2 separate regions of the Homo sapiens genome follow, and region 1 is linked to region 2. Evidence: chromatin loops called from intact Hi-C (ENCODE). Cell type or tissue: PC-3. All regions are shown on one strand. Region 1 holds the start of KIF7 (kinesin family member 7). Region 2 overlaps WDR93 (WD repeat domain 93).

Evidence for each region. Hi-C counts contacts between places; a loop is a spot of excess contacts. Peaks named below come from ENCODE experiments on the same cell type or tissue, not always from the same donor. Only the 100,000 strongest peaks of a DNase experiment are listed, where the experiment ranks them.
Region 1: it touches region 2 in a loop (3-fold over the local background); 38 of 110 quality-filtered maps call a loop at or near these places.

Annotation. Positions count from the first base shown.
Region 1 is chr15:89,655,288-89,657,787 of GRCh38, reverse strand. KIF7 (kinesin family member 7) reads left to right here and starts at 2,321. Exons shown (of 19, transcript NM_198525.3): 1 at 2,321-2,389. RefSeq lists silencers at 1,416-1,710, 2,144-2,283. In PC-3, no CTCF peak of the experiment used is centred here; a DNase peak (open chromatin) is centred at 1,157; H3K4me3 peaks cover 638 bases; H3K27ac peaks cover 1 bases.
Region 2 is chr15:89,739,027-89,741,526 of GRCh38, reverse strand. All of the region lies in intron 16 of WDR93 (WD repeat domain 93), which reads right to left. It also overlaps a transcript of MESP1 not described here. Among named protein-coding and RNA genes, the nearest start is that of MESP1, 11 kb to the left of the region's middle. In PC-3, CTCF peaks have their summits at 1,091 and 1,292 (motif pointing left); a DNase peak (open chromatin) is centred at 1,266.

The DNA.
Region 1 (2,500 bases), 84 kb after region 2:
ATTTGTTTCAAGTAACTATAATTATTCTTTGCTCTTCTGAAGCTCATGATGTCACAAGTTGGCTGGTAAGAACCCCTTTAAGTTGGGGCTTTTGTCATTTCAGGCCTACAGTATACATTTTAAAAGCATCTGAATTTTTTGACCACAAAATAATTATTCCAGTTCTTACCCTAATACATGGAATCAGCTACTTTTAATGGAAAATAGTGATAAAGGCCACAATTTGGACACTCGGGTACACACCAGATTGTTGCATATGAGTGCTACTGATACACAGAAAAACACTGCACATCCACCAGAAAGAGCAAGAAAAAAGATAAATCTTTCTAAAATCATGAACATTGATAGTTCCACCATCATGAAATTCTTTAAAAATTTATTGTAACATGAAAGTTTTTATTTTCTCTACAATTTAATTACTATAATTGTAATTAGAATTGTACCTCTGTCTCTCTCTCTTTTTTTTTTTTTTTTTTTGAGACAGGGTCTCACTCTCTCACACAGGTTGGAGTGCAGTGGCACCATCTCGGCTCACTGCAACCTCCACCTCCCAGGCTCAAGCCAGTGTATCTTCCTACTTCAACCTCCCAAGTAGCTGGGACTATAGGCCCATGCCACTACGCCTGCCTATGTTTTGCATTTTTTGTGGAAACAGCTTTGCCCTATTGCCCAGGTTGGTCTCAAACTCCTGGGCTGAAGGGATCTGCCTGCCTCAGCCTCCTAGAGTGATGGGTTTACAGGCATGAGCCACCTTGGCTGGCCCAGAATTGTACCTCTTAAAGCATGATGTTTCATTAATCATCATCACCTTTTATTACATTTTACACATATGAAAATCCAAGTTCAGTTTTCAGCTTCTTCACATTTTCAGGGTCTAAAATGATTCTCTTTGGGCATCACGGCGGCAGGCTGCTCTGTGTTGTTCTTGTTCAGGACCCCAATTGATTTAGAATATTTGGGAACAACAGTGTCATTCTACAGCATGTCAAAGAACACTGGGGTTTCATGTGCTCTTTCCAATTGCTCGAGGTTTTAGTTTCTCCTTAATTGAATTGTCTATTGGAGGAAATGGCACAGCTCCTGGCATCTGACAGATAGATGCTTGGTACCTGAATCATGGTCCTTTGTGATACACGAATCAGTTGGCCAGCCTCTCCTCTATGAAGCTTCGAGGATGTGGTTGTGGAGATTGTGGATGACTTTCCTATATCCACGCTGTCTCACACTGGTATTGCAAGCCAATCATGGTAGTTCCATCCCCTTGACAGTGATTAGTTTGGGGGTGGACAGGCCTAAGCTGTGTGGTACATGGAATGGGAAGGAAATCAGCTTGGAGTGCTCTTGATCCAAAGGGCATGCTTCACCACACACTGCTGTCTTCTTCCTCTGGACGTTTTGTGTCTGAAGTTGATGGCAAAAAAAAAAAAAGAGTTAAAAAGGCCACCTCCTTGGTAATGTTGCCACTGACTCAACCTGCCCAGGAGCCCTCATCCCTCTGGGTTTCACTGTTCCCCGAGATAACACATGACCTTATGGTTCAAGCCACTTCAAATTGTGGTTTCTGTTACTGGAGGCTGAGGGTTTCCTAATATAGATCTATCTGACGAGCCTGGCAATTTCTATGGCCTTTAATTATGTTGCCTGTCTATGACAGGTAATCTTCTATATACATAATAAAATTTCACTAGAAACTACACTGGAGTTTACTTTTTCTAATGGCGTTTTAAGTGACAAATATGTTTTCAGATTTTAAAATTCACCCATTCATGGTGCTTCCAGTGCAAACAATGGATCAGAGGTCTCAGAGGTGAAGACACCAACCATCTCTTTGAGGCTGCCGTGGACACCCCCAGATCACCTCTCCTGCCCCTCCTGGTGCCAAGTTTCCCTTGACAATGAGTGTAAGATGGAACTCAATTTTAGGAATGCTAAAATGTGAGAAAAAGAGAGTCTTATAACTGAGAAAACTTTTTTAAACGTGGGGAGATTAAAGTTTCTGCCGGCTGTGTGAGTGGCGTGCAGGAGGCGTGGTTTGGGACTGGGAGTGGAAAACAGAGACCGGGGATGAAGGTGACTCGGGGCTGAGGACAGGATGGTCTGGAGTCCAGTTTGGAGACAAATTCTAGAAAATAAGGCGATGCCATCATGAGGATGCTGCACACTCTCCAGGCCCAGCCCTTGAGCACGGGCCCCGCCCGCCCTGTCTGCGGGCCGACTCCGCGACGCCGACCGGCTCGCGCCTCCGCCCCCGAGCGCCCCGGCGGGCGGAGTTGCGGGTGAGGGGGGGGCTGGTTTGGGGGGCGGGGGTCCCGATGACGGCATCGGAGCGCGCCGCACTGGGGATGGAAACCTGACTGCCTGGCCCGGGACGGCGCTTGCAGCCAGGCAGGTGAGTGTGGGCCGGAGAGCGGGTTAGGGGCGAGGACCGGGTGGGTGGAGGGAGGCGCGCGCTCCCTCCTCGCGCAGGCCTGGGCCTAGTGGCCCTGGGAGCCGGCACTCC
Region 2 (2,500 bases):
GCTGAGAATGGTGGCTCACACTGATAGTCCCAGAAATTTGTAAGGCCCAGGTGGGAGGGTCACTTGAGCCTAAGAGTTCAAGACCAGCCTGGGCAACATAGGGAGACCCTGCTTCCACAGATAATAAAAAAATTAGCTGGGTGTGGTGGCGCATGCCTGTGGCCCCAGTTGCTCGGAAGGCTGAGGCAGGATTGCCTGAGCCCGGGAAGTCAAGGCTGCAGTGAGCTGTGATTGCACCACTGCACTCCAGCCTGGATGACCCTGTCTCAAAAAATAGACAAAATAAAAATAAAATAAAATCCCTTTTACTTATTGAAAGAGATTCTGGTGTGATTTATGTGTAATAGCAAATAAAGAATATTTAACACTTATTTATTTATTTTTTTTGAGACAGATTCTTGCTCTGTCGCCCAGGCTGGAGTGCAATGGCATGATCTCAGCTTACTGTAACCTCCACCTCCTGAGTTCAAGCAATTCTCCTACCTCAGCCTCCTGAGTAGCTGGGATTATAGGCACCTGCCACCGTGCCCGGTTAATTTTTGTACTTTTAGTAGAGACGGGGTTTCACCATTTTGGCCAGCCTGGTCTCGAACGCCTGGCCTTAGGTGATCCACCCGCCTTGGCCTCCCAAAGTGCTGGGATTACAGGTGTGAGCCACCGCGCCCGGCCAATTTAACACTTTTTAAAAAAGTAATCTATACATTTGCAGCTTTTAAATAAAATCAGGCCAGGCGTGGTGGCTCATGTCTGTAATCCCACCACTTTGGCAGGCCGAGGCAGGCAGATAATCTGAGGTCAGTAGTTCGAGACCAGCCTGGCCAACATGGAGAAACCCCATCTCTACTAAAAATACAAAAATTAGCCGGGCGTGGTGGCGCATGCCTGTAATCCCAGCTACTGGGGAGGCTGAGGCAGGAGAATCGCTTGAACCCGGGAGGCAGAGGTTGCAGTGAGCCGAGATCGCGCCAGTGCACTTCAGCCTGGGTGATAAGAGTGAAACTCTGTTTCAAAAACAAAAACAAAAACAAAAAACAAAAACCCTCCCTGTGAAGAATAGTTGAACATTCTTGGTAGACCTTTAGAGAGGGCCAATGTCAACCATCGCCTTCTTCATTGCCTCTCTCTCCCCAGAGACTCATGAGACCATATTCGTCTCCTGACGAATAGGCACATTTCCCTCCGGGAGGTACCGAGAGCCTCCCAGCGACCCACTACAATGCAGGAAGGACTTGAACGCCCCTGTTAAGTGCAGGTATGAGCTAGGAAGCGGAGAGGAGCTATGGTGCCACCTAGTGGTAATGTTTAGAATTTTCCCAGGCATGAACTTGGATTAGCAGGGAGCCATCATCATGGTCATAACTACCATTTACTGAGCAACCACTCTGTGCCTGGTACTTTCCATGTATCATCCCACTTAATACCTTAAGCCAAAAAAAATCAGGCATCATTAAAATGGTCAGAACACAGCCTGGCATCTCACAGGTGCACAATATGTGTTTTTTGACTGAATGAGGAGGCTGAGTAACTCGCCCAAGGTCTCATTGTAAGTGGTAGTGTCAGAATCAAACTCAGGTCTGTTTGGCTCCAGACCTGCATATCTTAACCAGTCTACTTCAATCTTCCCTGAGTAAACAGTCTACACAGAGAAAGGGGGAAATAGTCGTGAAGTGACTCTTCCCTGAGTAAAGAGTCTACACAGAGAAAGGGGGAGACAGTCGTGAAGAGACATTATGGTGATTGGAGAGATCACAGAATCTCAGAGGTCACGTTACATACATAGGAACATCTAGGCACTGGAAGGAAAGGAACCTGCCAGAGCCACCTAGTTCTGTAGTGGCAGGCCCGGGACGAGGATCCAGGACTCCACTGATGACCCCAGTCCACCCGAAATGTGTGGTCAGATCCCAAAAGGAATCATCAACAAGGATTTGCAAATCCCCAGAAATTTATTGTGAGATGGATTAGAAGAGACACCTATTTCTCCAGAATGGCCTGAGTACTGTTCCTTATGCTTTGATAGCAGAAAGGAGGGCAAGAAAACAGTGCTTGCAGGATTAGGGAGAGTGGAAAGAGGAAGGGGAAGAGGAGAAACACACACATAACGGTTTATCTGAATGATGGGTAAAAGAAAGGGGTCTTAGATCATGGGTTGGCAAACATTTTCTGTAAAGGCCCAGAATGTAAATAATTTAGACTTTATAGGTCATGCTGTCTCCTTCGCAGCCTTCAATCCTGCCATAGCATACAGTAGCCATAGATAATACATAAACAAATGGGCACGGCTGTGTTCAAATAAAACCTTATTTACAAAACCAGGCAGTGGACTGGATATGGCCCACAGGTCATAGTTTGCCAACCCCATCTTAAGGATTGTGTCTAATAATCCAAACATACTTTTTTTTTTTTTTTTTGAGGCAGGGTCTGACTCTGTCACCCAGGCTGGAGTGCAATGGCACGATCTTGGCTCACTGCATCCTCTGCCTCCCAGGTTCAAGCAATT